Regions from separate parts of the Mus musculus genome. Here all the other regions are linked to region 1. A link is a loop called in an ENCODE intact Hi-C map of the cell type or tissue named here. Cell type or tissue: left cerebral cortex. All regions are shown on one strand. Links, peaks and the distances in the headings refer to the core of each region. The heading gives the core; the rest is flanking DNA. Region 1 has its middle 58 kb from the start of Gm24540. Region 2 has its middle 150 kb from the start of 4933402J15Rik. Region 3 has its middle 100 kb from the start of 4933402J15Rik. Region 4 has its middle 100 kb from the start of Gm35517. Region 5 has its middle 100 kb from the start of Gm35517. Region 6 has its middle 7.4 kb from the start of Gm24540.

Region 1 (4,979 bases), core at 336-4,335:
ATCCTCACACTTGCATGGGTATCACTTTACCTACTGTCTTAATCAGTGTTCTATGGTGTGAAGTGTTCTATGGTAAGTCTTATAAAGGAAAGCATCTAATTTGGGCTTGCTTACAATTTCAGAGGTTTAGTTCTTTATTTTCATGGCAGGTGTTCAATATTAGGTTGTCTTGAAATCTCCTCTGCCAATGCCATTGTTCCAAAACTCTTCAATTTAGCCTCAGGCAGACTTTTTGGACATGGAAAAAAAAGCCACACTCTTTGCCAAAATACCAGAATGATCCCTAGGCTACTTACTAATATTGTCCCTATCTGAAATTTCTTGAGCTAGGCACCCATAGTTTAAATCACCCTCAGTATCAGTTTTCATGTTCCTACTAGTATGGCCCATTAAGTCCTGCTTAAATCATCCAACTGCTTTCTTAATCTAAAGTTCCAAAGTCTACATTCCACAAATAATTAGCATAGCTATGCCCATCATAGCAATGCTACACTCCTAGTACCAGCTTCTCTTAGTTAGGGTTTCTATTGTTGTGAAAAGGCATCATGACCACAGCAACTCTTAAGAAAAGAAAGCATTGGGACTGACTTAAGTTTAAGATGTTTAGTCATTATATTCATGGTAAGGAGCATGGTGGCACACAGGCAGGTAGAGAAGCTACATTCAGGCAGCAGGAAGAAAGAGCTGCTGGGCTTGGTCCTCGAAACTTCAAAGCCCACTTCCCCCACCCCCACAGTGGCATATGTCCTCCAACAAGGCCACACCTTTGAATCCTCCCAAGTAGTAGTCTCTGGTGCCTAACTCTCTAAATCTCTGAGCCTTTGGAGGCCATACTTATTAAAACCACCAACTCACTAAACCACTTTCTCAGCCCAGATTATTTTTAAAACTATGTGCACATGTTATATCAAGCAGTGGGAAAGGTATCTTAGGTGAGTCATCATCACTATGACCAAGCACCTATTAAGAAGCCAGTTTAGTCAAGAAAGCATTTATTTTATCATACAACTTGGTAAGGAGGCAGGAGGCTTGGTGTTAGCTTTGGTATTGGACCTTGCAGTTGCTCACACACTGTGGTGGAAGGTCAGAAGGAGTTTCTCACTAGCTGACTGGACTGGTGTGTATTTTTTTTAAAGAGGACTTAAGAATGGACATAAAGATAGGCAGACAAGGAGAAGATGTAAATCTGGGAGGAATTTGAGATAGGGAGTAAAGATGTATGATATTTTCAAAGAATCAAAACATATTTTTTGGAAGGTAGACTGAATTCAACTCTACCGAGGGGGAAAAAAATAAATTAGTGGATATGGGATTGGGCTATAACCTATAACTCCCTACCCAGGGACCAGATTCTGTTTGGCAAGCCTCATTTTTTAAAGGTTCCACCACCTCCTCTACCAGTGTCACTAGCTGGGGACCAAGTGTTCAAACACATGAGCCACTGGGGAACAGTATGTGCTCCAGCCCTAACAGTGTTGTTTTTATGCCATATCCACTCAGCCCCTGCTGAGTTTTCCCACAAAGCAGTGGATCAGTTCCCTACAAACTGATTTCCCCAATCTTAGATTCATTTACCCCCTTCTCTCTTCCTTAAAGACCTTCAAAATTATAGGAGCTCTTGGCTGTTACACAGGAGCAAGAAGAAAGTAGAGGGGCATGAAGCCAACCTTTTAATAAAAAAGAATATAACTTTTGGCTGGTAATGCTAGAAGAATTTGAACTCCTGCTGCCACCAAGGACTCATTGCCTGTAGAGGTGGTGGTGTTAACATATGCCTAAGTAGAAATTTTCTCATTTTTCATACTCTTTCATTTTGGTGTCCTGGGATCATCTATCAGTAATGTATCTGTCTTAGTGTGGGTTTTATTGCTGTGATGACACACCATGACCATGAAGGAAAGCATTTAGTTGGGGCTGGCCTACAGTTCAGAGGTTTAGTCCATTATCATCATGGTGGGAAGCATGATGGCACACAGGCAGACATGGTGCTGGAGAGGTAGCTAAGAGTTGTACATCTGGATCAGCAGGCAGCACGAAGACCAAGTGAGCTACAGGGCCTGGCTTGGGTTTCTTTCTCCAAGGCCCCTAGTGATATATTTTTCCTAACAAGCCACACCTACTCCAGCAAGGCCACACCTCCTAATAGTGCCATTCCCTATGGACCATTTTTCTTCAAACCACCACACTTCCTAACCCAAATTCTCTTCTAAAGCTCTGCTTTTAGCAGACAACTGAGACCGGTCTTGACTTGGAAGCTCAGAGTCCTAAGTAGGCATTTTCAGGCACAGGCTCTGAACTCTGCTCACGTGGCCATGGACCCTCGGAAATGCAGTCACACGTGTGGTAAGGCTTCAATGCAGAGAAGACGATTCTGTTCTGAGCAGTCAGTGAGTGGTTACAGAAATGTCCTCTGGGGGAGGAGTGTGGTTAGAGGTGCCAGAAGGAAGGCTGTAAGTGACTTTCTGGCTAGCCAAATAAATGTCATAGAAGAACAAAGGAGGAGGAAAGAAATGAGGAGAGAGGGAGTTGGCATTACACAGAGCAAGGGGAATGATGTTGTGTCTCCCTTCTCCCCTGTCAAGAAAGCTAAGAGTGTGAGCAGCATATTGCAAAATCATCCAGCAAGCCAAGGACACCGCCAACTTGCTGTAGATGTTGGAGCTATCTCTTGATTTTTTTTTTGGAAGCTAATAAACTGAAACCCGGGGAAGACGACCACGCAGAGGCCCTGTGTAGGTGGGTGAAGGATTCCCACCTATGGGCACTGTGGCAGGTGTGGGAGTCCAGCTCTAAGGTGTCTGTTGGGTTTCCAGTTTCTAGATCTGCTTTACCATCTGGCTGTGAATGACAGCTGGTTTCCCTGAGATACCCATCTGTTTTTGTAAGGCTGCGCCCACTGCTTGCTCTTTATCTACCTCAAGGTGGTTCTTAGAATTTGCACCCAAAGCTCCTGACAACTGTAGTGGCACCCTCCCAGTAGATCCGAGTACACTTGGGATTTCCTGCCCCCTCCAGTCAGTCTTCCATATATATGTATATATATTCATTTAGATCCTAAAATATAATATCCCCTGTATTTTTGTTTATAGCTAACAATATTCTCCATGCCCACAATCTCTCACAGAAAGCTTCCAGGACTTCCAGTGAGCCACCATATATAATTCTATTCTTTGAGTGGAGCTCCAGTAATAATCCTCCAGACTTCAAAGGGCAAAGCTTCCAACCAAATGGAAGTCGATCATATTATAGCATTTCTAATAATGCAAGTGTCCATTCTGGAGGGAAGAAATGTCTAGGGTTTCTATTTCTGTGAAGAAACACTATGACCATGGCAACTCTTATAAAGGAAAACATTTAATAGAGGCTGGCTTGCAGTTCAGAGGTATAATTCATTGTCATCATGGTGGGAAGCATGGTGGCCTACAGGTAGCTGAGAGTTCTATATCAGGATCAGTATATAGCAGGAGGAGTGGGCCACTCTTGGCCTGGCTTGATCATCTGAGACCTCAGAGCCTGCCCCCCCCCCCCCCAGTGACACACTTCTGCCAACAAAGTCACACTTCCTAATAATGCCTTTCTCTATGAATCTATGGGTGGGCATTTCCCTTTAAACTACTACAGAATAATTACAAGCAGACTCTGAAGATCTCTGTGCCTCTTAGATATTTGCAGCTGCTGTGGCTTCCTGTTTTCTCTAGATCTGCTTCCTGGCCTTCTCAACTTAGGGACTTTACTGATCAATGAGGATGCCTCAATTTAGTAAAGTTGACAACTAAGATTATCTATCAAATTTAGAAATACATCTCACTATTTTTCCCTTTAAATTTTTATTTATCCTTCACAATTTCATACATATGTAATATACTTTGATTTATACATCCCCATTATCCTCTTTCTTCTTTTCCCTCGCCTGCCAGACCCCTTCTTCCCAACACTCCCAGCCTTCTCTTTCATGTCTTCTGTTTTTTTTTTTTTTGTGCCCATTGTATTTAAAACATTATTTTATTTTAGGTATATGAATGCTTTTCCTACATGCTGGTCTGTGCACCATGTTTCTGCCTGGTGGGAGTTGGGGCCAGAACAGAGTATTATTTTTCCTGGAACTAGAATTGTGGATGTGTATGAGCTACCTGATGGGTGCTTGGAAGGAACCTGAGTCCTCTGGAAGAGCAAATTATTTCTCCAACCTATAGTCAGTGCCCACTGACTATAAACAGGATTGCTTGCATAAGCATAGCTGGATGATTATTTCCTAAAACAAGGGCAATTTACCAGTGGCTACACCAATGGAGAATATGACTCCCTTCCTCCAGGAGCCATTAACAGCCCATAGCTCTTCAGGGAAGGATGGGCCTCACAAGAACCTACTCCATGTCTGATAGAGTGTTGATGAGCCCAGATTTGTGTATCCACTCTCTTAATGGATAGATTGTATTCTATGCAATATAATAATTTAAGTAGTTTTTTAAAAGATAGATTTATGTTGTTTACAAAATTTCTGTTTCAAACAATACTGTAATAAACAGAGGAAGGTCATATTACATCACTACACAAGCGAAGTCATTTAAACAAGATGAATTTTGGCAGGAATTATCAAATTGTTCTCTGAAAGTTTATCTTTTCTTTGTGTGTGTGCATTTGCATATATGTGTGTGTGATATGTTTATCCTTGTTCATGTGTACATTGCTTTATTCTGTTACTCTCCACCTTAGTTCTTGAGGCAGCGTCTCTCATTGAACCTGGAGTTCATCATTTTAGCAAGACTGGCTGGTAGCGAGCCCCTGAATTCTGGCCATCTTTGCCTTTCCTAGTGCTGGGGGTTATAGATGCATACCACTTAGCATGGCTTTTACATGGATGCTGGGGATCCAAGCACATTACCTACAGAGACTCAATCACTTCTCCAAAAGTTTGCCATATATTTTTTACTCAGCATGGGCTCTTTGCTTAAAATATAGCAATGATATATTTGTATTGA
Region 2 (4,979 bases), core at 504-4,503, 500 kb after region 1:
ACCAGTAGATGGCCATTTCAACACAAAATGAACTAATGGTATTTCTGAAGACTTTTTGTCTCATTTTTTTTCTGTCTTATTGTATTTTTTACAGCTTTTCCTCCTCCTCTTTGTCCTTCTTTAAATTGTTCCATTTCTTTTTCTCTTTCTTGTTTTCGTTTCTAAAGAGAAAGAAAGGAAGTTGGGTGTTGGGTAGGCTGGCAGGTGGGGAAGGTCTATCAGGATTTTGGAGATGAGAAACTGTGATTAGAATATTGTATAAATTTTTTAAAAGAAAGAAATAAAAAAGTAAACCCAGCTAAAGAGATGGAAAATCATCTTTTTTAATTTGCTAATTAGGAATATCCCTATGTCTATCTTACTCCTGTTTGGAAAAAGATATTAAATCTGTGTGGGTATCAATTCCCCATCTATAATATGGGGTGACAGTGATGAAAATGGTGATAACTGTCCTGAATCGCTTAGGGTATTGTTTCAAAGATAAAGTGAAATAAAGTGTGTAAGTGAGTGTAAAAAGAGAAAAAGAAAGAAAGGAAGGGAGAAAGGAAGGAAGGGAAGAAAGAAAGAAAGAAAGAAAGAAAGAAAGAAAGAAAGAAAGAAAGGAAGGAAGGAAGGAAGGAAGGAAGAAAGAAAGGAAGGAAGGATTGAAAGAAAGAAAAAAGAAAGAAGGAAAGCTCAGATGCCAGGTATGAAATAACTCCCTAAGGGTATTGGAGGCTCCACACACCCTCAAAAACAATACAGGCACTTGTCTCTTTGCTTGTTAGTCTACCATACCTAGAGGCTAAGACCTACTGCTGAGCATGACACATAACATGATTATAAAAGGGATCAAGAAGGAAAGAAGAATACTGAGGAGTCACAGTAGAACTTATCTGGAAAATTCTGTTGGTTATTTCTCAAAGTTCCAAAAGTTGCCACATAGGTGGTTGGGAAAATAAAGGCATCAACAGCTGTACCTAGTAGTGGATTATAATGAATTACATGAACTACCATAACAATTTGCCAGGCAAAGATATGTTCACATGGAAGATAATGGTATAATATAATGTAGGTAACCAGCCACTCTCTGGTTGTATTCACCAACCAGATCACACATTCAGATCACACAAATGATCTGGTGTCTAATGATATGAGCTGGGCTTTTTAAGGACATAAGACCTTATGGAAAAATACTCCCAATGATTATGAAATGTATATAATGTCAGTCTGCCTTTAAATTTTCTAATGGTTATACCTTTAGAAAATGGTACGCTAAACCCGAATCACAGAAAGTTCTGTTTCACAGTGAATGTCAGGGAATGTGGACACATAGCTGTCCTAGATGCTCAGAATTAAGTGACAGATGAGAATTCAGTCCTAAATCACCCCTCCAAGTCTCGGGGAACATTGTAGAAAAATGGTCAAAAAGAACTCAATAGCCAGAAGATAGAAAGATACAGAAATCCTAGCTTCTAGCCATGATACTATCAGTGTAACCAGGAACTCACAGCAACTCTATTTACATGCATTGAGCCTGTATAATGTAGGCCCCTCAATAGTTAACCATGGGTGGCAGAGGGCCATGGGACCCTGGCCTTTACTGCTGATAGACGCTCAGAGAAAGAAACTACTGTATTCAGTTTTACTTGGTTATACCGACTAGCCTCCAGTAGATAAATTCTAATCCTATGGTTACACAGAGTGCCCTCCTCAAACGTGAAGGGCCATGAAAGAGTAGGGCATGGATGGGGGAGGAAATTAGTAGGAAATGGGAGATAGAAAGAGAAGGAGGGAAAATAAGAAAGAATTAAGGCAAAAGCAATCGAAATGTGTTAAATATATATATGTGTACATACATATATATATACATATAGCACACACACACATATGTTTATGTGTTGGGGGGTGATGGTCAAAGATCAAGCTTAATTTTTAAAAGAATTGAAAACTAGGTAAAAAGACGGCAGAGCCGGACCAATACAGATGCAGATGTACACAGCCAAACATTGGACTGAGCGTAGGGACTCCGATGGAGAAGTTAGGGCAAGGAATGTAGGAGCTGAAGGGGATTTCAACCTCAAAGGAAGAATGATATCAACCAACCAGACCTCCCCAAACTCCCAGCAACTAAATCACCAACCAAAGAGTACACAGGGGGTGCCCATGGCTCCACCTGGATATGTAGCCGAGGATTGTCTTATCTGACATCACTAGAAGGAGAGCCCCTGGGTCCTGTGGAGACTTGATGACCCAAGATAAGGGAACACTATGCTGCTGAGGTAGGAGTTGGTGGGCAGGTGGGGGAACACTCTCATAGAGGCAGGGGGAGGGAGGAGAGGATAGAGGGCTTGTAGAAGGGAAACTGGGAAGGGGACTAACATTTGAAATGTAAATAAATAAAATAACCAATAAAAGACAAATAAATAAAAACAGGAGAACCGTCCAAAAAATTAAAATATCCCATGTTTTACCTGAAAGTTCCATGAACTCTAAGACAAGTTTAGTGTTTTTAGCCCTTTGCTTTAGGAGACCCTTGGCAGTGATAGGCTCAGTTCAGTTCCAAAGATCAGTATATCCTTTTGTTTCTGTGCTGAGTGGCAGGCCTCTGAAAGGCTGGGCTGAAGGTAAGCACATGACTATCAGAAGCAACACTGTAATGTTCTAACTATTTCTGGCTGAAGCAATGACCTGTAGCTCGACAAGGAGATGTCTGGAAGAATTACCCCTTCTGTCTATATATACTGATAATTTTGGTGTGTAATTTTTTCCCCCTAATTACTTTGCTGACTTAATAGGAGAATGTCAAGTTCATACTGAAGTCATTCCTGTCTGACATAACTGCACTTAAGAAGAAAAAAGAAATAGGCAGGGGAAAAATTTGCTCAGTGTTAGACTGAGGAGTCTGTATTAGGACCTGTTCCAAATTGACATACTGTACGTAGACTGACTGAGCTTAGTTGGTTAATTATATCTAGAAAGTCATTTTCCCTTCCAAATGTGCACACACCATTCATGGCTCATTATGTAATTCTAAATGCCTTACATTCCTATCTAGATCTAAATAAGCATGTCCATTTTTCACCTAAGAAAGCTACATCTCAGAGACAGATGTCAGGGTAGTACAGAAGTCAAGGTGGGTACCCAATTAACATTTCTCTGTTCCCGTGAGCATCTAATATTTCAGCATTCATTTTATGGTCTTTATATAAAGACAAAAAACTATTTCTATCACAAAAAGATTTGAAGATTAAATCTATATAAATTCCACATGCAGTACTCAAACTCTTACACATTGCAATCGGTAGTATGGCAAGTAACATCACGTGGTATAGCTATAGCTAACTAAAACAGGTCAATGCCCCTAAATTTAAGGGATCTTACTTGGTGATTTCCAAGTCTTTTGAATTATAAAACTTTTTTTTTTTTTTTGTAATTGAAGTAAGTTACTGGATACCCTGAAAATAGTGATTTATTTTTGGTTAGCTCTTCTTTTGTTTAAAAGTGACATATTCATATCCAAAAATAAGTATGTAAGGCATAGCTGTTAAGTTGATGTCATGACAGGATGGTGCTTTGTTTCCAAAAAGTTTTCAGATTTAAAGATGACTAGAATGCATGAATTTACACGTTAGTAATCACGGAAGCATCTGTATATATTTTTAAAAATGTGGCTGCATAGAAAGATAATTTAATCTGTCTAAAAAGGACCCTCTACATATATCACATGCATATTCTTGCTTGAACTGGTGTCCCACACCTGCTTCTACATCACACCAATAGCAACCAATATGAAACCATCGCCCAAATTTCTTCTATGCCCTCAAAAGGTACAAACCCACCTCCTTTTAGAGACAGTGTGTAGTAGTGTGGTTAAAAGTAGACTTTAAACCTTAGAAATGTTATTTAACACTCCTAAACCTTCATTGCTTCCTTTAATATAGAAATAATAATATAATTATTTACATTATAGAGTTGTTTTGGAAGCTAAATAAACAAGTGCTTAACCCTTAAAAATATGATCATCATGCATTGCTACTAGCAATATACTGGCCTTTTGTCACAATGGATACTGCTCCTTTGTGTCCATTTTGAGTCCAGCTCTGGTCACAGGGCCCAGCTTACCAGTTGGACATGCATGAGACTGTGTCAAGATGATGCTGAGCTGATTGCTTCCGTTTGAAAAACATTCTACATGCTGTTTCTTTCTGAGCTTTACAGGTAATTAGGACTATTATTTGCCAAGCTATGATCTCATCCCTGTTTAATACTCTTTTGATCAGGATTATGCCTAGACGTCATGCTTATGAAGTAGTTTTGGACATTCAGTGTGGATGATCACTAAAGGAACTCCACAGGTTTTTTTTTTCTTTCTTTCTTTTTTCTTTTCTGCAGAGGAGCTGCCTAATAGCACCACACATTGATCCTATATTTGGGTTTCTGTATTCTTATTAAACACATGTTAAAGTTGAAAGGACCCTGATATAGCTGTATCTTGTGAGACTAGGCCGAGGCCTAGCAAACACATAAGTGGATGCTCACAGTCAGCTATTGGATGGATCACAGGGCCTCCAATGGAGGAGCTAGAGAAAGTATCCAAGGAGCTAAAGAGATCTGCAACCCTGCAGGTGCAACAAAATTATGAACTAACCAGTACCCCGGAGCTCTTGACTCTAGCTGCATATGTATCAAACGATGGCCTAGTCGACCATCACTGGAAAGAGAGGCCCATTGGACACGCAAACTTTATATGCCCCAGTACAGGGGAATGCCAGGGCCAAAAAGTGGGAATAGGTGGGTAGGGGAGTGGGGGGGAGGGCATGGGGGATTTTTGGGCTAGCATTGGAAATATAATTGAGGAAAATACATAAAAAATAGTCTTTAAAAACTGGAAGAAAAAAAGAATATTGTTTTTAACAGAGGGAGGTATAAAGTGTGGGTAACTTTGAGACATCTCTCCACTTACAGCTAATTCTTACACACTGAGCATATGTGTGCTC
Region 3 (4,979 bases), core at 346-4,345, 540 kb after region 1:
TTTTTCTTTTTTTGAGACAGGGTTTCTCTGTGTAGCCCTGGCTATCCTGGAACTCACTTTGTAGACCAGGCTGGCCTCGAACTCAGAAACCTGCCTGCCTCTGCCTCCCGAGTGCTGGGATTAAAGGTGTACACCACCACGCCTGGCTTTCCTGAACTCTTAACAGTGTTTTGCTAGAGCTGTTTGGTCATATGATGGAAGGCGTAAGGAATGAGAAAATGCCCTCTTCTGCTGCAATGGGCTTGGTTCTCTCTCTCTCTCTCTCTCTCTCTCTCTCTCTCTCTCTCTCTCTCTGTGTGTGTGTGTGTGTATATGACGTTCCATTTTCTATTAGAAATAGGTTAAAGATAGAACATTCAATATATTTTATAATACACTCCTGAAATAAGCAACCTAAATATTTGTGTTATATAAATACTTTCTAATGCATCTATTACTCAGACTTACATGAGATTCTTCAACACAGATACACACATACATATTTCAGGATACCAGATGTCTGAACTGGAAAGCCTATTCAAATTGCCCAGACTTTGCATGTAGCACTTGCCTTCAAGGGTAATATAAAGCCAGGGAATTTCAAGTTGTATATTATAATCATCTGCTTAAATATTTAAGTGATCATTTATTCATGAGGCCTTCCCTCTTTCCTTCCCAAGATAGTTGGCATGATGGAACAGCAATTACAAGGCGCTCATAATCATAATCACGGCAATTATTATGCTTTCTGGCAGTTCTGCCGTAGTCTTACATCGTAAGCCTCCAGAGATCAAGTTCTGCCTGGGGAACAAAGAATGTCCATCCTCAGCAGGGCTTCCAGCCTGTACTCTTGCCCAGGTCAATTGGAGAGCTTCAATACTGCCTCAGCCACACCCAGGACATATCCCCAGTGGCTAAGTGTCACTCAGTAAATGAGACTGTTGCATACTTAGCCACACTTTGCTGCTCCCGAGAGTTCTTCATCCTTTGATATCTGCAGGGTGAAGTGTAGCTGATTTAAGATTCTACAAAGCTTTCTGCCTCAGATGCCCTGCAACGGGGATCGGCTGTGAATGCAGAAATGAGTAGGGTATGGAAGATGGCTCTTTAGAAAATGTAAAGGAGCCAATTTCTAAAGAGAGTTTAGTGTTCACTCAGAAATACCAAAGCTGTTTATCTGCACCTATATACATTCTTCTCACCCCCCTCGTGCATCCCTGTGTTTAGAGCTATCAATATCACAGAGAATGTAGGGCCCCATGCTATGAAACTGAGTTCCATGGCTGTCTGAACTGAAGTTCCAGCATTAGAACCATTGCTGCTAGGAAATGTCACCTTGTCCTTACAGCTTGAGTCATGGGGTTTCAAATAACCAACTATCTCATCCGTCAGCAACTGTCCCAGTTTGAGCCAAGTTAGTTTCACAGCTTAGGAAATCCCAGGGCTGTGGCACACTAGGACAGCCAGTGTTCAAGGTCAGTATTTACATTAATCATTGAGTTGCCTGCTGATTGTTGTCATTGAGTGTGAATACCTTGAAGGTTGAAATTGTGTAAACTCAAAAAAAAAATGAGTTGCTGAAAAAAAATGAGAGTTTGAGTAAGTGAGTGAATAAACAGACCAAGATAATAAATAAATAGGGTTAATTAGTTTTCTAAAGCTATGATTTTAAAAGGTTAATTCATTTTTTTTTCTGTGAGGGAGAAGCAAGAGCCTTGTTCTTAAGTTTACTTAAATTAATTCCTCAGACCTAAAACAATAACCAGATTGAATGCTTGAAGATCAGACTGGAGGATGGTACTGGGATCACTACTGAAAAGTGAAAACTCCTACGGGAAAAAGATGTTGGAAGAGGTCAAGCAACCAGAGATGAATACAGAACGTTCCTTCCCCCTAAGCCAGAAGGATCAATGTTGTAGTTTCAGTCTATCATTTCAAGCCTGGGTCATGGAGACTCTGCCCTCACAAATGGATTAATGCTACCATGTCTCTCACCCTTACCTTGTCTTCCACCATGAGATATGAGAAGACACTCCTGACATACACTACATCACAGCTCCTGAATCTTGGATTTCCAAGTCTTTGGAACTGTGAGAAAGTGCATTTCAAATCATTTTAAATTATCTAGTCTGTGATAACTGTATTACTACAAGAGATCAGAATGCTGTTCCTGTAGAGCCCACCCACCCTCCTTTATTGCAGATTAGCCCACTGCATCATCAGAGAACTCTGATTAGTTAACCAGTGAATGCAAGAGGAAAATAAAGAGCATCTGGCATACTGTAGGAGGTATGGAGATCTGTTTAGTATAAGAGTCTTGACGACTAATGGCCTGAGTTTGAAATCTAGCACTTTCTCTGTGTCCAACTCTGTGTCATCGGGCAGGTTACAGAGTATCACTAATCCTCCACTGTCTCACCTATGGAATAACTGTCACATCATCTAGGTGACATCATTCTTTCAAGATAAATGAGATGCAGTATTTGGCTCAGCATGTGACTCATGCACAGTTCTTCATAAACAGTGGCTGCTGGCATTGCTTTGATTATTGCCAGAATAGAGTCTTTGGCATGCAAGAGCCATGCTGACATCTCATTGAAGAGTTTGATGCAAATGTAAATACTTTAACAAGCACCTAAATGCTACCGGCAATTTAGAAGACACAAAGAGATCTTATTCTGACCTAGGAAAATGTTTCGGCTAATTCAGACATTGGAACATTCAGATCATAAAACTAGGAATCAGCAAGGACTGGTGATGTAGAGATAATAAGTATGTTTCTGACTTTGTGAACTTGTAATTCCTTTAGTGTAGGGACATCTTAGACCTTCTTATACTCAACTCATTAGTGTGTGTGTGTGTGTGTGTGTGTGTGTGTGTGTGTAGAGGTACATCACAGAAAATTGAAATACAGCCATTAAAATATATCAGTGACCATAAATATTTTTTACTATTGGGTAAAGATCAAAGGAGGTTTGAGTGTGTCAACCCAAGTTCACATGCTGAGAACCAGGGCCTGAGGGAAGGTGTTTGATCCTGACTATCCAAGTTTCATTTTTTTATTGTCAGAATCTAGCATTATATAAACAGAGAGAATGTCTTTAAATTGTCCATATACATTTAATAATAAAGATAATCATATGAGAAACTCTGGAAATTATAATATACTACACTAAACAATTAGGCCTCTATTAGTTATAAATCTTCAGATTTTATAAGACCATATTTAATTGGAAAAAAAAACCACAAAATTTTATTAGGTTTACAAAGGCTTATCACTGACACTGAAATTATCCCAAGGACTATAGAGGGGTTCCTTTTAAATGAGGGTCACTTAAGAGATTCTTTTGCCAGGCCCAATAGTGCTCCCAGAGCATGCCCTCATACAATCTAGAAACCTGAAGCCCTTTTAGCAGCTAAAGTCTGGGTTGAAACTAGATTCAGCAGTTCTGCGTCTCCAGCAGTTCAGTTCCTTTGCCCTTGGGAAGCCTAGAGCAACAGCATACTAAATGACTGCTATGTTTAACATCCTTCAACTTCTATCAGTAAAACCAAGCGATATTTCCGGAGTTTGTTGAGACGAGTATGTGAGAATAGCTTAGATGGTCTCAGGCTCCCAGTCCTTCTGCCTCCCCCTTTTAAGTACTAAGATTATTGATGTGTACCCCAACTCCTACTCTTACTTTGATCCCTCAAAATATCTGCATTTCAGGGTATTAATGTTTTCTCTAGGCACAACCAGTTATTTTTCTAGAATTTTGGTAGAAAAGCTTTGGCATTATATTTAAACAAACACACATGTGCATTGTCATTTTCTTATAATAAATCTGGAAGCTAAAAATACATGGACCTCTTTTAGGCTATACCCAGCGCCCTAGTGTTCTGTGTTTACACTTCTCTTCTGCAACGTGGGTGGGATGTTTTGAGTACTCAATGTGATGACATTTTCCAATCGGCCAAACACACATACAAGTTCCATGACTTTGTGTTCTGAATTTGCACACATTTCTCTTGCCCTGCCAGCACATGGTCACACACAAAAGCAAACTCTAGCTATAACAAATGCAGGGCTCGCCCTCCCTTTCTCTCCACCCCCAGGTTCCAGACGTTTGCATTTCCTTCAGAGGGAATAAGATTGGGTCCTTATGCTTTTTCTTTTCCCTAGAGGCCCTGGAGCCTCCCGCAGTTATACAGAACAGCTGGTGATACTCTTAAGATTTTCTACAAGGCAAAATGCAGATGGTGATAACCAACCACACATTGTCATTTTTTCCCCAGACACTACCCTCCAGAGATAAAATTGGCACCAGTGAAATGAGCACATTTTCATGCCAGTAAAGAAGAGCCTGCTAAAAGGCATGGTGTTCTCTGAACTCTTTCTGTCTACCAAACTCACCCCCCAACATTGACACAGGTGACTAAGGCTTAAGGCCAAGTCTCAGAAATTTTTGATTACTAGGATGGAAAAAGACTTTTCTGGGTATTCAAGGTGACTGTAGCTCAGTAGAGGACACTGTTGAGACCACAAACTCTCAGAAAGCCCAGACATCTATCACTATGGTCCATACCAGGGAAGTATTAAGATTGAATTGAGCATCATAAGGGTGAAGACCCAATAAGTGAAAGGCTGGTGGACATTCTAGGAAGAGAGGTGGGACCTCAGGAAAGATACAATAGACATTTGTCACAATATGGTGTTCAGGGTTCCAGCACTCTCACCTGACTTATGTAACTCTATTAGCTTCTTCAGTTCCTCCATATACAAATTGGCATAACATTCATCTCAGAGGTGTTATGAGACCTAAACCATATTGTGTGGAAAATGTACAGCAAGTGCTACAGTGGTTTCTCACAAGTGGACTCCTGAAGAGAAGCTGAGCAACCCTGCCTTCCCTGAGTTACAGTGCTCAGGTTGAACGAAAGGAATGACATGGAAACAGGACTCTTCTCTGCATGAGATAACAACTCAACTGAAGCAATGCACATTAGTGACCCATTTG
Region 4 (4,979 bases), core at 610-4,609, 200 kb after region 1:
CTATACCCTTCCCCAGCCCTAAGCCCCAACCCACACACTCCCACTTCCTGGCCCTGGCATTCCCCTGTACTGGGGCATATAATCTTTGCAAGACCAAGGGCCTTTCCTCTCAATGATGGCTCACTAGGCCATCTTCTGCTACATGTGCAGCTAGAGACACGAGCTCTGGGGGTACTGGTTAGTTCATATTGTTGTTCCACCTATAGGGTTGCAGACCCCTTCAGCTCCTTGGATACTTTCTCTAGCTCCTACATTGGGGGCCCTGTATTCCATCCAATAGTTGACTGTGAGCATCCACTTCTGTATTTGCCAGGCACTGGCCTAGCCTCACCGGAGATGGCTATATCAGGATTCTGTCAGCAAAATCTTGCTAGCATATGCAATAGTGTCTGGGTTTGGTGGTTGTTTATGGGATTGATCCCCGGGTGGGGCAGTCTCTGGATGGTCTTTCCTTCTGTCTCAGATTATTGTCTGATTTTGCTTTAATCTCTGTCTGCTTTCTGATTCATTTGGATATGAACAAGGGGCTTCATCTTCTTCCATCACATCTGATAGCTACTCCTTCCTGCACACATTCCTCATCACAGTGGACTGTGCCTTCAAACTATCAGCAAAAAGAAACTTTCTTAAGTTCTTGTAGGCTTGTCTTCATTTACAGCAACAAGAAAAGTAATTAACACAGAAAATTGGTACCAGAAACTGAGAGTGAGGATGTTGCTATGGTTACATGCTTACATTGTTCATAGATCTTTGGAAGTGGTTTGATGGAGAATTTGAATTTGTGGGCTAGAGAAACCCAGGAGGGCAATAAGAAGAGTTTAGTGCTCCATTCTAGCCAGAGCATGGGAGACCAGAATATTAAATAGTCACGGTAAAATTTGGGATCCTGATGTTTCCAAGGTGCAAAGACTCCATTGAGGACTGGGCTAGCACTGTTACATTGTAGGGAAAAATCTGGTTGTATTCTGTCGGAGTCATAGAATTTAGAACAAATCTATATCTGGAAGTAATAGACTATGTTGGTTAGTGAAGGACATTTCAAGACAATGCAACATTCAGGTTATGTAATAATTGTCACTTCATTTACCCAGATTCATACTGAGAGAAAGGGAGAGGAATGATGAACAGCTAAAGACATTAAATGTGTGCCATTAGGTAAAGAAGGAATCTTAAACCCACTTAAAACTGAGGATAGCATAGCTGTAGATGAAATGTCTATAATTGTTAAAGATAATAATTAGCCTTCCTCAAGGCAAGATCCCATGGATAGAGAGCTCCAGAGTATAATCATGCAAATTCTTTGGAAAATGTTCATATAATTCTTTGTCCAATTTTTATCTTTTGAGTCAAGGTCTCATATACCTAGGCAGACCTCAAATGTACTATGTAGTTGTGTGCTGGAATCACAGGTGGTATTGAACCCAGGGCTTTGTGTATGATAGCCAAACACTCAACCAACTGAGATACATCTCCAGGCCCAGAGCTTTGGGCAAAAAGAAACTTTTAGTGAATCCACCTAAAGCACAGTTGCCTTGGAAATTGTTTTCCTGGGCTTAGCCTCAAAGGCACACTTTTATCTGTGATTCAGCATTTTAGGTCACCAGAGCTTGGTGTAGTCTATATAGTATTAGTGCCTCAGGTATTCTGGATACAAGAATGGGGGAGTCATAGAGGCATGCACCAATAGTTTGGAATTGCTGAGGCTGCACAACCAATAGCAGGTCCGATTTTCTGCATGGAGCTCCTGAGAGAGCAGTGCATGAAGCGGCTAAGGAAGAAGTCCAAGTTGCAAAGATCTCAGCTAATGGAAGATGCCTGAGACATGGGGTGTTCACCAGAACAGCTTTAGGCACCGAGTTCATGCAGCCCAAGAGAGAGACCACATGTTATAGGCAACAGGCTTAGAGGGGCAGGACTAGCCAAACCATTTGGAACTTACCATGAGACCTGGGAGGCGGGGGATGGGGTGGAGTGGGGGTGGGGGAGGCACACGGATCTGCAGTGTTTGATGTTTGTCTGGCTAGGTTCAGACTTGCTTTGGTTTGATCCTCCTTCCTTATTCTCCAAAACCTCTCATTTTGCAATACAAGGATATTTATTCTGTACCATTTTGTGTAACATGTCTTTTGATTTTTTTTTTTTTTTTTGCAGGGACTTTCGGTTCGGCATTCCTTAAGTTTCAGCACAGACTGTACTTTTGAACAGTGTTGAAGCTGTTAACTGAGGTCTTTTGTAGTTGGAATGCAGATGCTTTGCATTATGAAATAGTCATTAGCATATAAGAACTGGGGAATGTTATTGTAGTCTGACTGGGGAAATACTCTCCAATAGACTCCTATGTTTGGATACTTCTCCAGATGGTGACGCTGTTTTGGGAGCCTGTGGAAACTTTAGAATGTGGAGATTTGGTGGAGGAATAGGACACTGGGGGCCAGCCTCTTCACAGTACAGATTCGCTTGCTGCTTTATCTACTACTTCCTGATGCATCCAAATAACAATAAACCTCATGTTTCAGCCACCGTGGCTGAGAGCTATTCACACCACCATACCTCTCCTGGCATGACAGGCTGGACCTCCAAACCATGACCTCAAAGAAACTCTTCTCCCCAAAAGTTGCTTCTTTTCAGGTTTTGAGTCACAGGAATGAGAAAAAAAATCCCTAATATATGAATAAACAAATTGAAGTGTTCTTACACAGTAGGAACTTAGAGCCAGAATGTATTTTAAATCCATTGTTTAGGCTGAAAGCAGAGAAGAGTACACATTTTGTTACTTGCATTTATAAAACTCTTAAAAAATAAAAACTAACCTATAGTGACAGAAAGGAGATGAATAGTTTTTTAGGAATAGGGGAGGGGGTCCTTGGAAGGGAGGCAGGGAGAGATATATAGGGTAGGTGGCAACTTCTGGAATGATATATATATATATTCTCACTTGTGATGATTTCATGAATATATGCTTCAACTGAAACCTTGAAATACATAATTAATTGTTTGCTAGTTAAAGTTTAACCTATTCAAGTACAAAATACTTTCCCCTTCCCCCAGTTTACAAAGGATTGATGACTAAGATTATGGCAAAAAAGAGAGATTATCTGAATAATTTTTTATGGATGAAGGTACAAACTAGAATATGAGAAATATAGAAACACCAGGAATGAAAGAGCTTGTAAGAATTAAATTACTTCAGATTTAAGACTTTAAGTACTTTAACTACTTAAGGAAATCCATGTACAAGAATATTTCCAATCACATCAGTTATTACTGTTGAGACCTGCTAATTTTGCTATCCATCCTGCTTAGTATTGCATCTCAAGGGTCTGTCAGCTGCCAGGTGCTACAATTATGTAAAATCCTCTTTCTTCCCTTAGAGAAGGAAGTCTCCGCAAACAAACGATTTTCAAATACTGAGCGGCTGTCTGTTCTGTGTGGGACTTTCTGTCCTTGATGATACAGTAAATCAGCAAACAGCTCTGGCTGCATCCCTCACATCCATCCTTAGAGATGACAGAAACTCCTGAGATGACATCAGCCCAGGAGAGGAGAAAGAAGGCAAGAAGAGTCAAGAGCTCATTGTCTTATTTGGGGGTGGGATTTATAGAAAAAATTAAAGTAGGTGTCTTTACAAATTATAGACACTCATCAGAAAAGAATAAAACATTGAATGTCTGACTTCAAAGTCAGCAGGAAAGAAGAGACAAACATAAAGGCTAATGCAAAGAAATACTGGCAAAAATCGTAAACAGGTATTCATATCACTGCATTTTCAATACTTGGTTTGCAATACAGTCACTAGTGAATGCACAAACATTATCAGATTGGCAATTCAAATAAATGTACCGGGAGCGGATGATTATCTGCGACGTTGACTCTACTCTTCAGTAAGAAGAAGGAAACTATGTAAACCTAGTTTCCAAGAAACAGGTAAAGGGATGGAAGTAAATCTAAAGCAGCAAGGGACATCTGAACATTTAGATCAGTAACAGTCACAAAAGTCACACGGAGCTGGAAGGAATTAAAAGCTGATGCCATTCACAGGGAGAATACCAATAGTCACTACATACCAAACAACAAGCCACCTTTAAGGTGTGGGTCTAACCTGTGGCTAGTGGGCCAAAGGTGCTGTGTGTGCCTTGAGTGGCTATGAATGAGGCCAACAGAAACTGTAAACTGACTTACAACACTACGAGGTTTATTTTTGAATATTCTTATAATTCTCTTGCATGGTTCTTGACCATGAACTTTGTAATTGACATCATTGTGCTGCAATGTCAAAGCTATGACCTATAAAAAAGTAACCAGAAGTGATAAAAAAATAAATAAATTCAGAAATTCTTTAGGGATATTCATTTTCAGATGTTGATCAAAGAACCTATGTATCAACTTGAAAAGAACAGAGCAACAACTGACATTTTAAAAATTATTTTCTTTATTTACATTCTAGCTGTTTCCTTCCTCCACAGTTCCTCATCCAATTCCTCCTCCACTTGCCTCTGAGATGGTGCTCCCTCCCCCCACCAGACCTCCCCCTTCTCTGTAGCCACAAGTCTCTGGAGGATGAAGCATAGCTGCATCTTCTCTCACTAAGGCCAGACCAGGCAGTCCTCTGCTATCTATGTGGGGGGGGTGGGGGGAAGGGGAGGGCTAGAACCAGCCTATGTATGCTGCCTGGTTTGTGGCTCAGTTTCTGGGAGCTCCCTGGAATCCCAGTTAGTTGAGACTAATTCCTATGGGGTCACTCTCCCCTTTGGGTTCTTCAATTCTTCCCCTAATTCAACCATGGGGTCCCGACTTCAGTCCAATGGTTGGGTATAAGTATCTGCATCTGACTCAGTCAATTGCAGGTAGGGCCTCTCAGAGGACAGCCATTCTAGGCTCCTGCAGTTCTTTTAGACAGGAGCAATTCTGGGTCAGAAATTTTGACTGTAAGTTGGTAACCCTGTCTTGCCACTTGAGGCACTGTCTATCTACTGGGAGTG
Region 5 (4,979 bases), core at 574-4,573, 410 kb after region 1:
TGGTATAAAGTAATGTTTACATGTGGGTTCTCATTTTCCTGTCTCCCTCTTTCACTCCCTTTTCTTTCTCTCTCTCTCCCTCCCACTTCATCCCTGTATTCCCTCTTCCTTTTGCCCTATCTGCCACCTTTTGTATGTATGTAACTATCTACATATTTATGTACACACATGTATATGTATACATATGTATTGGTGTATATGTGTACTAATGCATGCTTTCACACATTGTTTGTTTTTAAATATCTTCCCTCCCCTCTTATTTTAGACCTAATAATGTCTCAGATTTCAAGATTACAAGTACACACACATACACACACACACACACGCACGCACACACACACACACACATACACAGAGAGAGAGAGAGAGAGAGAGAGAGAATTACTGACTTATATCTCAGATGAATTTTACATATAATCTGGGTGGGGAACCTTGTAAATAACATGAGAAAAATATGTCAAGCATATAAGTACATGAAATAAATCCTAGTAAAAAAAACAAGAAACAAAAAAACCAAACAAGCAAAATAATTTTACCATGTAGTAGTTCCTGAAACAACAGGTGGCCGTTCAACTCATTGTTTAGAGCTACTGTAAACTCAATTTAAAAACTGTTATTGACAGTGCACACACACAATAATTATAAACTTAGAACATAGATTGCATAGTAATATATAAATAGGGGTTATATTTTTAAATTTAAAAAAGTAATTCACAATCAAAAAGACTTCATTGTAGGAATTTCAAAACAATTCATCAGTGAATAAGCCTCTACCAATCCTTTACATTCATAGATGAAAATAATAACTGGATCTCTGTGAGGAAACTTAATAGAAATATCCTTCATGGCTCTGGTATTTGAAAACTTGGTCCGTAGTTGGTTTGCGGATGTTACAAAACCTTTAGGAGGTATAGCCTTGCTAGAGAAGTGTGTCACTGGGAGCAGGCTTAGAAGTAAGACCTTAACTCATTTCTAGTTGTCTCTTTCTGCTTTGTGTTTGTGTTTGAAAATGTGATGTGTCAGCTTTCTCTTGTAGCTGCTTGCTTCGATGCTTCCCCCACCATTATGGACTCTTCTTTTGAAAACATAAGCCCAAATAAACTCAATAAGATGCTTTGGGCATAGTGTTTTATCATAGTGACAGAGAAAATAAATACCTTCGTCTTAGAAGTTAGAAGTGTTGCTGTGTATGCCCCACTGCCTAGTTAGTGTCAAATTAGTGATAAGACAGCACTTTCTTTAAAATAGTTCTACATCCATGATCCTTCATCCCTTCTTCTCATGCCTTGCTAATATCATCTCAGACTTTAAAATTCAGTTCAGGCTGTGGTTTTGTTTTTTTAGAGATGTGGCTGAAATTTTACATTCTTGGGATGGAGTAGTTGCCCATCACTGTGTTTCTGGTTGCATATCTCCATCTGTGGCCATTGCAAACACTGAAATTATGATGTACAGTCAATGTGTGTGAAGCTAGATGCCCAAGAGATGAATGGCTATATACTTGTATCTGGTTTTTGCAATCTTTGCTTCTTGAGTCTTCCCATAGAAACTAGTTTGTCCTATCTATGATACAATGTTAACTAGAGCATTTTAAAGACTTTACTGGCCAATCACCAACTATAGCTTAATGTCTGTATTTCCCAGGTGGTGTGGTATAGTTTATTTTTGTTTGTGATAAATTGTCATTCTGCCTTTATGGAGAATTAGACTTCCTTGCTACCTACCCATTGTCATCAGGGCTGAAATGGTGACCTGCTTTGGGTTAATAAGCTAAGAATAGAGATGCTAGGTGCTACATGGAGTCAGTAGCTTTGTAGACTATATTGTCCTCCTTCTACTTTAACTGTCCTATAAGAATGACAATGCATTATAAGGGAAGTCCTATTCTCCCTGAATCCTGGTGTAATAAAGATGCCTGGAACAGAGGTATAGTGGGCCCAGGGTTGATACATGCCATAAGTAAAGGGTTTTTGTTATTTAAGCTAATGATACATGAAGCTTATTTGCTGCTTAGGACTGATCTTATGAATCATGAAACCCTCTAAATCTAGGCTCCCCTAATTATGCAGCCTTATTTCTTGCTATTTTACTTTTGTGTGTCTGCTTTGCCTTATACTCTCCCAAGCACAACACCTCCTCTAGCTGCCACCACATGCCTTTTTTTCCTACTTAACTCTGTGATGTTTCTCACCTCCATGACTTTGCATAGTCCACCCCCTCTTTCTAGAATATTCGTTCTCTTCTGGTGTCCTCCTACTCAACCCAACTGTTGGTTCCTACATGGAATCTTCCTTGGTCTTCTTGCTTTTCTCATTCCCAATCTGGAACACGACTAACTTGTTCTCTCCCCCTACAAACTACCTAATGATTGGTAATTCACTAAGAGTTTTTCTTTGTTTTTGTTTTCAATATCTTAATTATGGGAATTATGTCTAACTCATGTCTAGATATCAGGGGTTTGGAAAATACCTGACATAAAATGGGCCTCACTGAACTCTTTTCTTGTTGGCTTTTTTGGTTAAAATAAAAATTGGAATAGTTAAACAAGAAAAAAAAATGTGATCACATTACAATTAAGTAATCATTTGATAAGGACTATCAAGAGACCTGGATGTGCTTTGATAGAGAAAGCCTTAACTTCCAAGTGGAGTTTGTCTGAGCATTCTGCTTAAGTGAGTCCTCTTCCAGGTAGCTTCCTCTGATGCTCCTACTGGTTGAGAATACCCACTTTAAACTCTGTGGATTTCTAGGTATAGCATTCTCCATATGCTATATCATGACTTTAATGAGAGTATTGTCTTTTCCTGTATACTATAAACACAGAGAAGGAATGGCTCTTTATTTAAATCTTTTCATTTAAAAAATAGATGTCAAATAAATGCATGATGAATGAATAAGCAGGATAATATCGACAGAGAATATTAGACCATTTGGTGATATCTTAATGTCCCTTGGTGTTTGAATCCTGAATGGAGAGACATACAGACAATTACTAAGTGCTTCCCAAAAATAAATATCAATCTATCTAATCTTTAGGCTTAAACCACAGAACAACTTTTCTCTGAATTGCTTTCTGGTGTCCCACAGACTTCGGTGCTGTCCCACAGTGCTCTGTTTTATTTTTAATTCTGGAAAAATCTGAGAGTTCAAGATATGGCTTCATGCTGTAGACTCCTTCCTTCTCATCATATGATTTTGAAGAAAGTTAATCGGTCTCAGCTTCTAACACCACAGAAACAAAGTGTGGGCAACAATAGAAACCATGTTGTAGCATTTTAGAAAGGTTAGTGGGAAGATGTGTGTAAAACTCTTAGCTCATTGACCAGCACCTGGTAAATAAACCAAAACTAGTGTTATGATTATCTTCTTTTGTCAGTGATTGTAAGATAATTTCATTTTACAAGTTTTAGGAAAAAAATTGTACACAGACAGAAAAAGAAATAGTATCTTGTGGACAAGTACATGCTTAGAATGGTAGAATCCAGAACCAATATTCTATAGTTTAGTAAATGATTACTGAGAACTTAGTGAGTATGAGATACTGAGAAAGCAAATGTTCTGCAATCACTGCCCTCAAAGAAAATGAAGAAAGAGGGGGCACTTCTGTTTTTGTAATAGGAGGAGTGGGTGCTGATACAAAGGTGCAGTTGTAGGAACACAGAAGACTAGAGCCTAACACCTAGTGTCAGAGAAGGGCATTTCCATATATAATTTAGCATGCTGTAAAAGAGGTTGAAAGGCTTAACCCATTGAATTGAATAACAAATACCTTAGCTTTGCTCTGGGACAAAGTCAGTATGGAGAATTCACAGAGCATGGGAAGATGAAGGTTGGGACTGAGGAGGTGGCTTAGTGGCCAGTGTTTGCTACTCAAGCATGAAACTCTACATTTGGATTGTAGGCACTCAAGTAAAGGCTAGGCACGGTGACATAAGCCTATAAGCCCAGCACTGTGGAAGGTGGAGGCAGGTAGATTCTAAAGGATTGCTGACCACACAGCCTAGCTGAAATGGCACACTCCAGATTTCAGGAGCAACCCTGTTATGATTTTAATGTGAAATGTTCTCCCTTGGTTTGTAGGCTTCACCCCTCAGTTCAGAGCTGATAGAGTTGCTTGGAAAGCTTGTGAAACTTTTAGGAGGCATAGCCTCAGTGGAACAGGTGGGTCTCTGAAGCTTTGTAGTCTACTTCCTATTCAGTCTATTTCCTGATTCTAGATGTAATGTGACCAGCTGGCATCTTGCTCCTCCTACTATGTTTCCCTGCTCCAGTGCTGGGTTTTAACCACTATGATGCCCACTGGAACTTTGACACAAAATCAGCCACTTTTGCATTATGTTGCTTTCGTTGGGGCACTTCATCATATCAACGAGAAATGAACTGAGCCCCATCTTGTCTGAAGAGGTAAGGCTGAGAAGCAATTGGGAGAGAAACACTGGAAATTGACATGGTTGGAAAGCACAGAGATACCAGGATGCTTGTTCCTGCACATATCTATACATATGCATATGTGTGCATGAACATGCATACATGCACACACACACAGAGACACAGGAAAAGTAGGGAAGAGGACAAAGGCACAACTGAGCAAACTTGTTTATCTATGAGGATGCTGAGGTGTGGAAAGAGAATTACTGTGTTACAGGCTGTTCCAGAAGCGTGGAAGAAGAGATAAAACAGGGAAGGAAGTTGGTGGTCAATATTCTATTCAGACAAAGGAGTGGTCTGTCATATGCTTTACTAATAGGGGTCAAGTTCATGGTGAAGGAAATTGAAACTCGTAGATGAGGTCAAATTGTCCAAATAATGATGTCATGTATAAGATAAAAAGATGTAGTTGTAGATGTCCTAAAACACAGACCTTGTATTATTTGTGACTATTGTGAAAGGTGTTGTTTCCATAATTTCTTTCTCAGCCTGTTTATCCTTTGTGTAGAGAAAGGCCACTGATTTGCTTGAGTTAATTTTATATCCAGCTA
Region 6 (4,979 bases), core at 461-4,460, 51 kb after region 1:
TTGAGCACTGGAATTTAAGGTGTGCACAACAATGCTGGGCAAGACTAGGTTTTTAAAGAAACACTCAGAAAAGGAACACCAGGATTAAAACAGAGCAAATAACATTGTAATATATTATGTTAACTTTATTTCTCACTACAATGTTATAAGAAAAACTGACTAAAAAGTATAAAGCTAATGTGGTTATGTGATAGAAATTCCCCAAATCACGGAATATTGAACTCCCTCACTTCCTTGTAATATCTCTAAGAGCTCAAGGCACTGGGGAGGTGGAGGTAACTGAATTTTAACCTTGTCCAGCAGCAGCTATTTACTGCCATGTAAATCTTCTGTATGTATTCTTTTTGCTTGTTCCTACTTTCCTGGTTGCAACAAGCTATTGAACCTGAGGCCTTTAGGGAATGATCGATGAGTGGTCCATTGGCATAACCAACTTTCCTCTCCCCCAACTGAAATGGCTAGATGACACAGTTTCCCAGAAATTCTCACATGCAATGTTAAAAATATTTTGGAATCCTTTCCTTTCCGCCACTTAAAAACTTTGCCCAAAATATTTCTTTGTAGACAGTATTGCCCAATTATTAAAGAAGAATTCCCCAGAATCTTGGTATATAAAAATGACTACCTTCTTATTTCATTTGAGCATCCACTAGGCTGACCTGTTCCTGTTCTTATTTTTAAACTATCCTGCCATTTAGAGGCTTAATAATTATTTCCTTTTTATTTCCTTCTCAAAGTTGTCCAGAGCAGAACCTCTCTCTGAATAGCAGGTTCTGTTCTTAAGTTCATCTTAAGAGATATGATGGCCAAATAATTTCAAAGTTGCAGGTAGAAGGTCTCTTTCTTGTAATTTCAAGTTTCATAGCCTTTGTACTGAACCAGTGATCAGAACTAGTAAGAAAAGCCTGAAGGTGTTCCTGCTGCAGGTGTGAGAGGCATTGTGGGATGTGATGGTTGCATCATTGCCCACTGCAGGGCTGGATGCTGGTCCAGGAGCTAAGCTGGCTTCCCCTTAAAGACCCAGGAACTGGGGCACTGCTCATACTTGCTAATGAGGGATGCTGGGGGTACCCATTGTCTACCTAGCACCTCCAAGGGAGGTACAAACCAATTATTGTCTAGTTCTGAGTCCAATCAGTGCTTTTCTCTAGATTGCATGAGTGTGAGCACTTCCCTTTTGTTGAGACTCAGAAGGGTGATAATTAGAGATGCTAAAATGATGTTAAAGAGAGTGTGGCTTTTCACAGCATTTGAGCCAGGTGTGAGAGCTGCTCTTACTGAGAAGTAAAACACTCCTCATAGAGACCCCCAGATTTCTGTCTTTGAGCAAAACCACTGTTTAGGTAGAATTTCCAATACAAAATTATAAAGAGACAATCCTCTGCTTAGTTTTGACTTGGTTGCCTTCCATGACATTTATTCTACATCTCAGATAAACACAAGGGTGCTGTGTCTTTCCTTCTTAGCTACTGGGGAGAGTGTGGTGGAGAACTGAGAGGAACTGCAAAGAGAGGCCCATTGGACTTGCAAACTTTATATGCCCCAGTACAGGGGAACGCCAGGGCCAAAAAGGGGGAGTGGGTGGGTAGGGGATTGGGGGGGTGGGTATGGGGGACCTTTGGGATAGCATTGAAAATGTAAACGAGGAAAATACCTAATTAAAAAAAAAGATTTACTTAGGGTGTGTTGGAGAGACATCTATATATCTATATAGATATAATTTATAGAAGTTATGCATAAAATTACAGTGTATGGATAAAATGCAAGATAACCATAAAGAAGTACATAAACATGTTATAAATAATATATAAATAAATCTGCATATTGTAGAGATACATATATATTATATGCACACATTGAAAACTGTTTCCTTCTTCAACTAAACCGTTCATTTATTTGCCTTGAAGACTTTGGAAACTGCCCCTCGGAAAATTTGCAAGGAGCTAATTTACACAGGATAACCAAATCAGTCAGAGTAACTCTCTCCCCATGCTGACTTGAGACCTGACACATACACTTCACTCCCCCTTGCCTCCTCCTCCCACATCTTTTGATTGTCAGTAGGTGTTTGTTTGGGAAGGAATGCTTTTCCCTGACAACTTTGTCCTATAATTTTGAGACCAACTGTGCTACCTTAAATCTCCCCAGTGAGTTAAATACTGTGTTGAAAGCTCTGCCGAAATGTCAGCTTCTCTTGGCTACTGTCCAGTTGTTCACTGAACAGTGATGCCTTGGTTGTTCCTAGTTTGTTGCCAGTACAAAGTCATAAAGAGACAATCCTCTGATTGAACTTCATCTAACAAGAACTTTGGAGGGTGATCTTTAATGGTGATCACCTTTGACATGACAGAACAACAGTTTAAATGTCAGGAACTTCTTAATATACTAAGCTTTTCTCCAATAAAGACTTGGCAGTGATAAATAAATATTCATCTGAAAAGGGTAGGGTTTAATTCTGTGCAGAACCACCCTTTGGCAAGGTGTTTGTTTGGTATTCTCTGAAGATTCTAATCACAGCCATGTGTTTATGAGTCTTTGCAAACTATAGCCAAGGGCTGAACAATTAAAACTTTAATTTTAACCAACTTGATTGTTCTCCTTCATTTTAAAAATGCCTAGGCTGGAGAGAAAATGCTCTTAACTTCTCTTTGTTTCTCAGGCCTCTATCAAGTGCAACCAAAAATGCCTAAAACACATTTTATTTTGTGTTTTCTTCATAATTTCATTGATGATCATTTGACTACCATAGAAACTTCCTTTTTAAAAAAAGAGTAGTCCCAACTAATATTGGTCTTTTTGGTTTTCTGACATCATTGTTATCTTCTATTTAAATACATCTACTGAGATAGAATTTACACACAATGCAATCCACTTTGACTACCTCTGAACTCTTTAGTAGACAGGTACACCTGAATTTCCTTGGAACTGCAGCCTCTCAACTGGAACAACAACTGAACAACCACTGATGTTTAGAATAGGGAAATGTCTATGTAGAGAAAGTCTGTATCACCAGATCCACACAGTGTGTGGTCATATTGCCTTCTTACATTTATTATGATAGCTTGAGGATTCATGTATATTATAACATACTTCCATAACTCATTCTTTTGAAACATTGCTAAAAATTCATTTTACACAGACACCACATTCTGTTGATCTATTTTTTTAGATAGATGGCTTATTTTTATTTTGTTTATTTTTCTTCCGGGGACACTCAGGCATAATTTAAAAATAATTGAATATATTTCAGCCAGATAATGTTATATGTTAATATATGTTTATATTCTTAAGCGTAGACCACACTAATTAATACATGCATCACATAGCATCCTTGTTTTTTCAAACCTTTTTACTATAGTGGTTTATTTATTTGTGTGTGCATGTGTGCACACATGTCATGGCATTTGTGTAGAGGTCACAAGAAGTTGATTCTTTCCTTCCTACCACCACATGGGTCCGAGGGATTGAGATTAGGTCGTCAGGATTTTCAGCAAGCACTTTCATCCTCTAAGCCATCTCACTGGCCAGACATACTTATGTAATTTTTATGATAAAAATATTTAAAGTCTACATTTGGTAATTTCTAAAGTATTTTATTTTAATTCACTATTATGAATTAGTTATTATGTTGATTAGTTATCTGTTGTTGTTTGTCAGCTCAACACAAGCTAGAGCCAGTCATTTGAGAAGAGGAACCTCAACTGAGAAAATGTCTCTTCCTAGATTGCATGTTGGTAGTCTGTAGGGCATTTTTAAAAGTAGATGGTTGATATGAGTGGGCCCAGCCCATGGGAGGAACTGCCATTTCTGGGCAGGCTGAGCAAGTCGTGAGGAGCAAGCCAGTAAATGTATTCCTCTATGGCCTCTGCTTGACTCCAGGTTCCTACATTTAAGGAAGGTTTATGATGTGGAAGTGTAAACAAAATTAACCCTCTCCTTTTATTTCACCATAGCAATAGACAGATTAATTAAGATAGACATTGGTACCAGGTCATGGAATATTGCTGAGAGGCTTGATGATATGCTTTTGGGAAGACTGTGGTGGCATTTAAACTTAGGCTGGGAAATTCTTTGCATGCTTAGAGCTCAGTGGGCTGTCGTGTGGGAGGTTGGAAGATAACAATGATGAGTTCTGCAGATGATGGAGGCCTGCCTTGTGACGTTTCCAAGGGAAGTTTTGAGAGTCTCTTAGGGACTCATCCGAGGATGCTTGATATTCTGAATTAAGAATCTGTGGTTATGGTCACCTGGGTCTGAAGAATGCTGTGCTTACGAGGACACCAGCATCATTGAGGGGAAATCTAGTTAAGTGTCTCTTCAATGTCAACACACAGAAGCTGTGGTCCCGAGGAAGCCAAGACTGTACTTTCTGCTGACAGCCAAATTTGGTAAGATGAAAAAATCTCACAGGTGGTACTGGTTTTGAACATAGGAAGGGGTCATCGAGAGCAGCTGAGGCTTGGCACCATGGAAGGCCAGGAGAGGCCATTGGTGACTGGAAGCCCAGGATTGAAGGGGTCAGGATTAGAGTTGAGGATTGACACCATGTGACTGGGTCAGAGTTTCTGAAGAAAGCTCCAAAGAGGCTGGTTGCAGCAGAGATCCTAATGTTTTGGAGATGTCAGTACCATGGGATGACCACCAAGGACAGTAGCAGCTGTGACATGAAGCCATCCTGCCTCTAGGAGACAAGCTGTTTGTGCTGTGAATAGCTGAGCCAGAGAAACAGAGCTGCCAAAGCTCACTGGAGCCCAGGGGGTCATGAGCAAGTCTCAGGCATCAAGTACTAATCTTTTACATGGTTAAACCTTTGTTCTGCATCTTTTTATTGTAACCATGACCTGGCTCTTTTTGTTTTCTTTTAATTTATTTTTGATTTTATAAGAACCACTATGAAGAGACTTCAGAATTTTAGACAGAACTTCTTCTTTTTTTTTTTTTTAATATTGAAAATGGATTCTTCTCTTACACATTGCATC

Evidence for each region. Hi-C counts contacts between places; a loop is a spot of excess contacts. Peaks named below come from ENCODE experiments on the same cell type or tissue, not always from the same donor. Only the 100,000 strongest peaks of a DNase experiment are listed, where the experiment ranks them.
Region 2: a loop joins it to region 1, with 17 times the contacts of the local background. A loop is called at or near these places in 2 of 42 quality-filtered maps.
Region 3: a loop joins it to region 1, with 12 times the contacts of the local background. A loop is called at or near these places in 2 of 42 quality-filtered maps.
Region 4: it touches region 1 in a loop (15-fold over the local background); 2 of 42 quality-filtered maps call a loop at or near these places.
Region 5: it touches region 1 in a loop (15-fold over the local background); 3 of 42 quality-filtered maps call a loop at or near these places.
Region 6: it touches region 1 in a loop (2.7-fold over the local background); 2 of 42 quality-filtered maps call a loop at or near these places.

Annotation. Positions count from the first base shown.
Region 1 is chr14:73,707,150-73,712,128 of GRCm38, forward strand. No RefSeq gene overlaps it. Among named protein-coding and RNA genes, the nearest start is that of Gm24540, 58 kb to the right of the region's middle. In left cerebral cortex, for the core only: CTCF peaks have their summits at 2,447 and 2,667; DNase peaks (open chromatin) are centred at 1,996 and 2,680; H3K27ac peaks cover 673 bases.
Region 2 is chr14:74,202,280-74,207,258 of GRCm38, forward strand. No RefSeq gene overlaps it. Among named protein-coding and RNA genes, the nearest start is that of 4933402J15Rik, 150 kb to the right of the region's middle. In left cerebral cortex, for the core only: no CTCF peak of the experiment used is centred there; DNase peaks (open chromatin) are centred at 2,622, 2,968 and 3,622; H3K27ac peaks cover 849 bases.
Region 3 is chr14:74,248,844-74,253,822 of GRCm38, forward strand. No RefSeq gene overlaps it. Among named protein-coding and RNA genes, the nearest start is that of 4933402J15Rik, 100 kb to the right of the region's middle. In left cerebral cortex, for the core only: no CTCF peak of the experiment used is centred there; DNase peaks (open chromatin) are centred at 2,480 and 4,169; H3K27ac peaks cover 616 bases.
Region 4 is chr14:73,911,640-73,916,618 of GRCm38, forward strand. No RefSeq gene overlaps it. Among named protein-coding and RNA genes, the nearest start is that of Gm35517, 100 kb to the right of the region's middle. In left cerebral cortex, for the core only: a CTCF peak has its summit at 2,378; DNase peaks (open chromatin) are centred at 713, 1,799 and 2,358.
Region 5 is chr14:74,115,706-74,120,684 of GRCm38, forward strand. No RefSeq gene overlaps it. Among named protein-coding and RNA genes, the nearest start is that of Gm35517, 100 kb to the left of the region's middle. In left cerebral cortex, for the core only: no CTCF peak of the experiment used is centred there; a DNase peak (open chromatin) is centred at 2,190.
Region 6 is chr14:73,758,042-73,763,020 of GRCm38, forward strand. No RefSeq gene overlaps it. Among named protein-coding and RNA genes, the nearest start is that of Gm24540, 7.4 kb to the right of the region's middle. In left cerebral cortex, for the core only: no CTCF peak of the experiment used is centred there; DNase peaks (open chromatin) are centred at 2,154 and 4,126.